Regions from separate parts of the Mus musculus genome. Here regions 1, 2 and 3 are each linked to region 4. A link is a loop called in an ENCODE intact Hi-C map of the cell type or tissue named here. Cell type or tissue: heart. All regions are shown on one strand.

Region 1 (2,500 bases), 97 kb before region 4:
CAGGCAAATGTGGCCCGAGATCAGGGATGTGCTTAGGAAGATTTCTCTGGTGATGTAACTCCAAGTGCAAACCTACTGGAGTTAGGAAAGTAGCCAATATAAAGGTGTGAGGCACTGATATGTTTAAATAAATTTTTTTTTGTTTCTTAGGATTTTTCATTTCTCTACATTGAAAGAATACTTTTCCTCTTGTTCTTTATAGCATGTGATGTTTTATCCTTTTTAATGTGCCTAGGTACAAAACAAACAAATAAACATGTAATTCAAGACTAATCTGTAAAATAATTTTTAAGCATTTCTAAAGACTTCAAAGCCAATCTTTAAGAACTCTGTACTGAGGGTTCAACAATGTAACTGCTAAATACATTTTGTGTATTACTGTAGGAAAACTAGGAGGAATTACTACATAAATGAATGTGATCTATATTTGATATTCAATGAACACTTAAGATGCTATATTTAAAAACCCAGCGATTGCCTAAAGGTCAGTTGGTAGTCTTTGCTATTTGTTTTCTTTTTGGTATAGTTGTCAAATATATATTAACATACACACTCATTTTTTAAAACCCTGCCTCAATACTGCTCAAGATTATGCAAACTCATACATTTAAACCCATGCTACCCATTATATATACATAAATTAAAATGATTTCCCAGAAATTTCTGTTAGTGAATAAATTTTTGTATGTTTCTTTCTTTGGTGGTAGCATGTTTTTGAAATAGGATCCTATCATTGTAAACTAAGCTGTCCTTGAAGTGGCCATGTAATCCAGGCTAGCTTCAAACTAGCATCCTCCTGTCACAGGCATGTGTTAGCATACCCGATTTATGAATACCTTTTAAAAATGGGTATGTGACATTAGTATTGCCAAAATTTAACCTATGTTGAATTATTAAGTATTTTCCTGTATTGCAATTGTTGAGTCTACTATGATAAAAAACTTTTCTCTACTTATTTGTTAGGACAACTACAGGACTCTCTCTCTCTCTCTCTCTCTCTCTCTCTCTCAACTTTAAGGTGGGAGTTGAACAAGCTTGAGAATGTGAGTTTGAATCACCAATACTCACGAAAGGCCAGCTATAGCTGTACTTTAGCCTGTAACTCCAGTGCTGGGGTGGGAGCTTGCTGGCTGCCAGCCTAATGGAGGTTCAGTGAGACAATGTTTCAAAACAGCATGAAGAACAAAATACCTGATCAATTCCTCTGGTCTCCATGCATGTACATCCACACTTACACATGCTTACTACCTCTGTATTTAATTGTGTGAATGATTTGCAATGTCTAGCTTACACTGTATCAGTATGCTGGTTTTAAGAGTTAAAAATTGACCTTTTCAGTTTCTCTTTATAAAAAAAAGATTTATTTTATATATATGAGTACATGATCACAGTCTTCAGACACACCAGAAGAGGGCATCAGATCCCATTACAGATGGTTGTGAGGCATCATGTGGTTACTGGAAATTGAACTCATGACCTCTGGAATAGTCAATGCTCTTAACCACTGAGCCATCTCTCCAGCCCCAGTCTCTCTCTCTTTTAAAGTGGCTTTTCTAAGAGAGTTTCTCTGTGTAGCCTTGGCTGTCCCAGAACTCACTTTGTAGACCAGGTTGGCTATTGCCTCCCAAGTGCTAGGATTAAGACCTGTGCTACCACCGTTGGCTAGTTTGTTTTTAAAATGTATTTAACAGGGCTGGAGAGATGGCAGTGATTAAGAACACTGTCTACTCTTACAGAAAAACCAGGTTCAATTGCTAGCACCCACATGGCAGCTCAGAACCATCTATAACTCCAATTTCAGGAAATGTAATGCCCTCTTCTGAACTCCATTGGCACCACGCAAACATGTGGTACACATACATATGTATAGTCAAAACACTCATATACAAAAATTAAATCTAAAGATGTTTTTTTAATCGTCTGTTTTAATGGCTTTAATTAGCAGAATGAATCTAACTAACGAACTTGCAATTCTATCCCTGAACTATGAAAATACCACCCATTGGCCTTTAGTTTTAACCTTTAGGTTAACATTTAATTCTTTAGTTTTTAAAAATATTTTATTTCGCGTGTGTGTGTGTGTGTGTGTGTGTGTGTGTGTGTGTGTGTGTGTGTGTATGCATACATGCAGGCTGTGCCATGCAGTTGGAAGTCAAAGAACAACTTGGTGAGTTGATTTTCTCCTTTACCATGGGGGTCTCAAGGGTTGATTGAGCCTAGGTTGTCTATAAGTCAGTATGTTTATGTTTTGTGTCTCTCACTGAGGCCCAGAATGTAGTCTAGGCTGCAACAGTACTCACTGTTGAAGTTTTGGGACAGTATGTATAAAGCACCAATACTATCTTGTTTGAGGAATGAACTGAGGGACAACCACACATGCTGTGTATGCACTCTACCACTTAGTTATAGTCCTTCCCTAATTTACACTTAAGAAAAAAAAAATGTGTCCATGTTTGTATTACCTAAAGTGTGGAGGCCAGAGTTGGTGTACTCCTTGTTG
Region 2 (2,500 bases), 100 kb before region 4:
TTCACCACCAGGTGACATGGATCCCCGAGAGAGGTCTTTCATAAAGCCATGTTCATATCTGCTGGAAAAGCCTTCAGCAGGGGAACAATATCCTCCATCTAAATGTAAAGGCTTCCTGTCTCCCACCAAGGGAGACCCTCTATACAGTCCATCTGCTCGAGGCATAGCATTCAAAGGGGAGTAGGCGTACATCAAATTGAACTCTGTCCTAAACGCCTGGTCTGAGTTTCTCAGCAAGGTCTGAGGACCATCTCCACTCCTGCTTGGGAAGCCAGCCTCGGAGGTGGGAACAACAGAGGGATGAGAAGCCAGGTCAGGATGATTGCAGTTAAGCAGGGAGGGCCTATCAGCGCAGCTGTGAGTGCTGGAGTCTGGGAATCCCACTTTTGTCAAATCTAGGTCTTTTCGGTGACAAAGCTGAAATAAAAATCAACAGAGATATGGGACATGGTATAACAGAAAAAGTCAAAGGGCAAAAAGGGAATGAAGGCATCAGGCAATTCTGCAAACATGACTACTCTGCTCAGCCTTCATCACATCGTTTGACAGCATATGTGGGGCTGGCAGTGTAGCCAGGGATGTATCTGAGCCCCAAGCACACACACCACAGAAAGGTCTTAAGTTGCTGGCTTCTGATGTTATATATTATTAAATTAGTTTCAATGGAAGGTGTAAGGGAAGGTGGAGAAAAGCAGGAGGTAGTTGAAAAGCCAAGCATGGTAAATTACTCACTAGGAGAATAGCATTAAAGGTTGCAACGAATCCATTCCTTATTTACTTGTACCTTGGATTATGTTTCTCATGCAACATTCTGTCTGTTCAATTCCGTGTCCTCTGCTGTCTATCAATCTATCAAAGAACTGCTAAAGCCTACCGCCAAAAAGCATATCAAAGGCTGAAATGCACCAGTGATAAAACCGACCCATTACTGCTTATCTGTATCGCTTAACACCAACATTCCCTTAACTAGACAGATCAGTTATCAAAGCCTTTCTAATATTGAATCTTTAGCAACCCAAGACAGAGCAATCTATACTTTCCCAACAAGATGGACTCACAATACTCAGGAAGTTAACAATAAACTAGTGGAATATAATCTTTTCAGTTTCATGATGATCTACAGAATATCCTACTGACTGAGAATTTGGTGATTAGTCAGGGAGTAGGGCCCTAATTATTTTGGAAAGTGAGACTAAAGGCCAGTTAATTTTGAAAAGGTACAGAGAAAAAAAGCTCCATGTAGATTTATAGGGTTAATAATTAATTACATGTCTAAAGCTTATTATAACTGCTAACACTGAAATCATGATTTTGGATCTTTAGGGTAGGAGGGTTTCTTAGCAAAGTACTGAAATTGGTATCCTAAGAGGTATAAATCACTGCACACAAACTGTATCCCAGCCTCTGCACAAGAGAAGGTTTGTAACCCAGAGCTTGGGCTTAAGCTTCCTTACATACTTACACCCAACTAGGCACTCCAGAGGAAATGAAGGAAAGCCAGAGAACGCTGGATTCCCTAAAGGAAGCTGCTCATCTGTCACCCAAAGCCCAGACACCCAGCCGTGTGAGCTGTCAGTTTAACCCCAATTATACATTGCTGACATGATACTGAGACAGTGTCGACCAACTCCAGTTTCCTTGTTAACAGGAGGATGTTATTCATGACTTTCTCTAACAATGCTCTCATGCACATAGAATCTACATCCTCTGAAGATTCTCTTTAATGAAACTCTTCAGCCATTCCTTCTCCCAAATGACAACAAAAGCAACCCCACAACATAAAAACAGCTACTCATTTCCCCACGGTCCTGTGCAGTCAGTTTTTATATAAGATCCACTCTATTTGCTGTGAATGAGAGGCCACCCTCCAGTCCAGCCCCCTCACCCCCCAATTCAGGACCACCCTTGTGCACTCACTCTCAGCCTGCATGTGATTGAGATGGTATGGTAACTACCTCTGGTGACAGGGGCTTAGGCCTATGTGCAGGGGAACCCTCAGGGGAGGAGATGTTCTAGAGGAGGAAAAAGTATCTTGTTATTTATCTTCTCAGAGTCAAGAAGCAAAACAGAAAGTAACGATAAGCATGGCTGTTTGCCACACTTTTTAGGGAGGGATTTGGTGGTGAGGATGGTTAATGTTTATGCATATGGTAAATGTTTAACTGCAGAACTCACTTCCACAAAGTGGTTAGTTCAGCTAAATGCTTCCTGGTACCTTAGAAAGGACTTATAATGTTTCATGCTATCAATGAACACCTCAATTAGAACTCAGGAAAGAATTAGGTGAATCATTTTAGAGGGCTCACAGTGTTTCTTATGGTGGGGCACAACCTACTCCTTATTCTTCCTAGAGGAACTCTGTTTCTTCACCCCATACTTCCTCTGATTATAATCTTTCTTTTCTTTATTCTCTTACTAGCTTTAGGGGTATACCTGTGAACTATGATCAGTTCCTCTCAAGTGACTGTTATACACCTGCACACATCTAACAGAGTTAAAA
Region 3 (2,500 bases), 66 kb before region 4:
GAGACTGACCACTCAAAGAGTGGGGGTGAACTGCAGAGCCTCAGCCAACATGTTACGGACATGAGGAATCCTGCCACAAAAAATGAAAATAACCACTGACTAGAGAATTTCTTAAATTTATCTTAAATGCTATAGGGTGTTTTGTATTGTTAGGATAGTACTCTTTGTGTTTGTGGTGTCTCTGCACAGTGTATGCTTGTCAAGTGTGTATGTTTGAGAGTACTCATGTATGCACATGGAAACAAGAGGATTCTGGCTGTCTTTCTCTATGGCTCTCAAATCTTATTCCCTTGAGATAGGGTCTCTTACTAAACTGCAAAATCACCGTTTTGGCTGGGTTAGCAGGCTGGCCAGTAAGTTGGTAGGATTGACTTATAGGATCTATGCCTGCTGATATTGGTTAGAGGCATGTGAAGCAACAATCTCCTGTCCTTTACATGCACACTGGAGATTTGAACTCAGGTCCTCAAAGTTGTACAAGTGCTTTTTATACAGTGAGCCATCTCTCTAGCTCCCTGAATAGATATAAGGTTTTTAAAAAGTTGTTTGTTGGCTTATTATGTATTTTAATTTACTAATGTTCTACAAAGGAGATTGGTAAACGTTATGATTATTTTTAAATTTCTATTTTCATTATTTTCTTTTCTGCCAAAGTGAAAACAATAGTCTAACTGGCTTACTAAAAAGCACATGTTCCTCACTCGTTAGCTGCCCAGCAGACACACTTTTCTAGTAGTCTAGGATATACCAAACAAATTTTAAGATTCAGGATGGTTATCAGAAGAATCCTAGAACTATTATTCCTTAATAATTTCACTTAAACTTCTTCTAGGCAATCAATAAGCATAGTTTAATCAACACTCACTTATCCCTTCTAAAATAAACCTGGTAGAAGATATCAATTAGTTGTTTGATCAGATAGCCATTTCTTATGCCCCCAACTTGCTTTGTTAAAAAAAAAAAAATCTATGTGTTTCACTTGCATGCTGTACATTAAGTGTATGTAGTGCCCACAGGGGCCAGAAGAGGGCATTGGATCCCCTCAGAATAGAGTTTCAGACAGCTGTAAGCTGCTATGTGGGTGCTAGGCCTTGAATCCAAGGTCCTGTAGAAGAAAAGCCACTGTTTTTAATTAACTGCTGAGCCATTTCTCCACCCTCTCTGACTTCTTTTAACTAGTCTTAGAGATCATGTAATTATCTAAAACCCACAATTGTGCAGCAATATATACTGATAGATATGAAGAGAAACGTAAGTGAGAGGGGTGGAGGGAGAGAGCTAAGTATGTGTGAGAGGGGTGGAGGGAGAGAGCTAAGTATGTGTGGATATAGAGGACATACAGAAACTTGTACCTCCTGCTCAACTTTGTTTTGATTTAATAACCACTTTAAAAGGATGTATACATGTACGTAACAGAAATCCTAAACAACATTGTATGACAAATATTATTTTGCATAAAAAAAGCAATGAACAAACTTTGATTTGGTAACCATAAACTGGTATTATTTAGGAAGAAAAAAAATCAGTGAGTAGTAAATATGGGGAAAAAAATCAGATTAAGGCATTTGGAGGTAAAAACAGAATTAGCATGATTCATATTAGTGGTTTCATACTAATGTAAGAAGAGTCACTAAAAGATGAAACAAGAAGCATTTTATGTGTTTAGAAGTCAATATAATGTCAAAGACCTCTAGACTAAAAAGACTCTCGTGAACACAGTAGGTAAAATATAATTATCAGCCAGGTGGTGAGGGTGGCATAAGCCTTTGATCCCAGCACACAGGAGGCAGAGGCGGGGGGGGGGGAATCCTTAAGTTCAAGGCCAGTCCAGTGTATATAGTGATTCCCAGGACAGCCAGACCTACCCAGAGAAACCCTGCCTCTAAAATCTGAAAAAGAAAGAAGTAAAATTATCAATACTATTAAAAAATAGCTAAATAAAACAAAAAGTATATGATACCAACTAAAATCAATTAACGAAGATTTTAAATAGTTACTGATTTGAGTCATGTGGATTTCATTTTGATAAATGAGACATTAATGTGGCAAAAGAAAACTAATTCTGAATGGTCAATTAGTCCAAAATTAAGACCATATAAAGGTATTACTTTTGCACCATTACTTGAGAAAGCTACCGATGCGATAAACTAAAGCAGCTTTCTGTAGTACCTGGGCCTCTTGAAACGGGGTGTGGCAAAATACCTGTTCTCATCCAACTCAGGGTGACACTGTTAAAACTAAAACTAAAATGCAAATGAAGTGAACTTTCCTATCGACTTGACACAATTCATGATCAGTGTGACTGCTCCACTTGCTGTCTTTGTACCAACTTGCAAATAAATATCCATCCCCCCTCAAGTAGCTAAACAAGAATTCTCAAAAAACACCCAAGCAATTGGGGAAATGACACAAAAATCTTCAAATGGCAAAACAAAGAGAACACTCACAAATAAACCCAAAGAGCATTTTGAAGGGTACTTCTTCTAATTTTAGTTAGATA
Region 4 (2,500 bases):
AGTTGCTTATTCCAGGGGTTGAACTCAGGTTGTGAGGCTTGAGTAGCGAGGACTTTAGCTTCCAAGCGATCTCTCACCCGAGCCCATTCTTAAGGTACAACAAGATGGTGGTTAGGAAACCACACAGTACCGCTTACTCTATTACCTAGTGCCTCCATCTGTTGTGTAGACACAAGGATTACTAGGTCTTTGTGTTTTCAGGGTTGTTGTTTGGTTGGGTGGTTTAGCTTAGTTTTATTTTCTTATTACCTTCATGCCTCAAAATAACGTTTCCTTGTTTATGAATGTTATACCTTGCTGGTTTGGTTTTCCATATTTTCTATCGACTGTGCTGTGTTACCTAAGTTGACTTTAACTTTTCCTTTTTGCTAGTTTGCCTCTCCCTTCTGTCCTTCCAGCTACAGCCCCCAAGGATTTGTATCTTAATTTTACATTTAACTCTAAATGATATATATGTTAAAAACTTGTCTGTTTATTTTTGCAGTCTCACTAAGTAGCACTGGTTGCCCTAGAACCCGTGACCTTCCTGCTTTGGCCTCCCAGGTAATGGAATTGCAAATGTGCACTACCACACCTAGCTGTATGTCTCATCCCGCCAACTGTCTACAGCAGTTCTCCGTCCTTGGTGCTGTAAGACAAGGGCTTTATTAGCATTCTTGGCCTTCGCTCCACATCTCCTCCCTTCTCTGTCCCTCCTAGTCCATTTTGTTAAGAGTTCCCACCTGACGGGTTGGATTCCTGTGGGGACGTAACTGAAGGAAGGATGTGCCTGCACCTGCTTCTGTCTCAGGAAGCAGCTGAAATTCCATCTCCTCCGAAGCGACCTTCTGGGAAAGGAGAGATGGGGCCACAATCCTATGAATGAAACAACAGCCTAATAGTCCATGAACCTTAACCTAAAGATCTTTGTCCTGCTGGGCGTTGACAACTAGAGGGAAAACAATCAGCTCTGGCCGTGTGCTCAACAGGCACTGGTTTATTTGCTTTTCCCACGCCTTTTTAAGCCGAAGGCAGTAAAACTTCTGCAGTAATCTGACCTCTGTGAGAGCTCCGAAAGGAATTAGTGACATCACAGTGGATATTCAGAGCAAAGTATGTGAGTTTTCTTAGTTTTTCAGCAGTTGCGTAGCAGTAAGCAAGTTGATTTAAAAGCAACTGATTCGTTTTAAAGAAACTGTATTTTTGCTGCAGTTGATGTATAGACAATAAAGGAATAAAGAAAGCGATGAGGCAGGCAGTGAAGCAGCCCTGCCACCTAGTGGTTCCTCACGCTGGAGCATTTTGGCTATTTCAAAGCACGACAAATGCAGCAAATGAGCTAACCTGGAAACTTCCATTTCCTCTTCCAGTTGTCCAGTCCGAGCTGAAAGAGACTGGTAAAGGAAGCGGTGTAAGTAAACACGGATGGCCACCAGGGCTCCAGCACAGAGAGTAGATAGCTGCAACAGGGATACGCAGTGCAACGAAAGAGCAGACATGGGGTCAACCTCGTGACAGAGTTCCTTGGGAGTAGTCACTGCAGCAGAATTGGGGTCAGAGGCAAAGCTGACTGAGGCAGTGTCCATAGAGTGTCAGTAGGCCACAGGAACTCTTGACACAGTGGTCTTGAGGCTGAAGTACACTGCTTGATTCAAGGCAAATAATTAGGACACTCAAGTTAACAATAGTAGAAAGTTCTTAGGTGTGGTAGTAGATTCATTTCAAGTGCCTCAATAGATTCCCAAATTCAAAGATACTGAAGTTTCTATATAAAGTGGCATACTACTGACTTGTGAATATCTGCTTGTATACTTTAAGGCATCCCTAGATTGTCTTATAACTAATAGAATGTAAATTCTATGTAAGTAGTCTGTATGTGTGTAGTACAGGTGTTATTTGAAAACATCCTTTCTTTCTGACTGAGTCAATGAATGTAGATCCCATGAGAAAAAAGAGCTGGCTGCATGTGTCCAGGCAGGGTCTTATCTCACCATTGTTTTAACTGTACATTATCAACCCCATTATTAAGGTGGTGAAACTGAGGCTAATTAGCCCAAGTCATGGTGACAATGAATTAAAACCAGCACTGAATTACAAACCAAAGTGATTTGCACTCCAGCATCTGAACTCTTCAGTACTTTGCTTTCCTATCTCTCTCAGAGAAGAAGGAACACTGGGTTCTAGCCATCTAACCATTGCCCTCTACTTTGAAAGTAAAGGGGAACTCTGCAGCAGTGAAGAGCCACTCCCAGATATGATGCCTGCGTCAGGGGGCTATTTAGTCAATCCAGTCTGAGTTTCCCTTACTTATACAATAGGGAGTGAAATGGTGACTGTCTCATAAGTGGCTGTGGATATTCATTGAAGTGTTATAAAGGTTCTACAAAAATAGCTTCCAACAATTCTGGTATCCTTGCTCTTAACAAGGGGCATTGCCTGGGCTGGGCTTATGGCTTGCTTTGACCTCTGGATTTGATTTGGATCTCTAGAATGTGGCATTGTGGCAATATGTCATGACTGG

What was found. A loop is a pair of places that touch in the nucleus more often than their neighbours do. Peaks named below come from ENCODE experiments on the same cell type or tissue, not always from the same donor. Only the 100,000 strongest peaks of a DNase experiment are listed, where the experiment ranks them.
Region 1: it touches region 4 in a loop (2.5-fold over the local background); 3 of 42 quality-filtered maps call a loop at or near these places.
Region 2: a loop joins it to region 4, with 2.4 times the contacts of the local background. A loop is called at or near these places in 3 of 42 quality-filtered maps.
Region 3: a loop joins it to region 4, with 5 times the contacts of the local background. A loop is called at or near these places in 12 of 42 quality-filtered maps.

The regions. Positions count from the first base shown.
Region 1 is chr6:113,133,677-113,136,176 of GRCm38, reverse strand. All of the region lies in intron 16 of Setd5 (SET domain containing 5), which reads right to left. Among named protein-coding and RNA genes, the nearest start is that of Setd5, 57 kb to the right of the region's middle. In heart, a CTCF peak has its summit at 1,397 (motif pointing right); no DNase peak of the experiment used is centred here.
Region 2 is chr6:113,141,530-113,144,029 of GRCm38, reverse strand. It overlaps Setd5 (SET domain containing 5), which reads right to left. Exons shown (of 22, transcript NM_028385.1): 18 at 1-417. Among named protein-coding and RNA genes, the nearest start is that of Lhfpl4, 53 kb to the left of the region's middle. In heart, no CTCF peak of the experiment used is centred here; no DNase peak of the experiment used is centred here.
Region 3 is chr6:113,102,505-113,105,004 of GRCm38, reverse strand. Setd5 (SET domain containing 5) reads right to left here. Exons shown (of 22, transcript NM_028385.1): 2 at 1-70. Among named protein-coding and RNA genes, the nearest start is that of Setd5, 26 kb to the right of the region's middle. In heart, a CTCF peak has its summit at 1,014 (motif pointing right); no DNase peak of the experiment used is centred here.
Region 4 is chr6:113,036,974-113,039,473 of GRCm38, reverse strand. No RefSeq gene overlaps it. Among named protein-coding and RNA genes, the nearest start is that of Gm43868, 7.9 kb to the left of the region's middle. In heart, no CTCF peak of the experiment used is centred here; a DNase peak (open chromatin) is centred at 1,383; H3K4me3 peaks cover 858 bases; H3K27ac peaks cover 219 bases; H3K27me3 peaks cover 267 bases.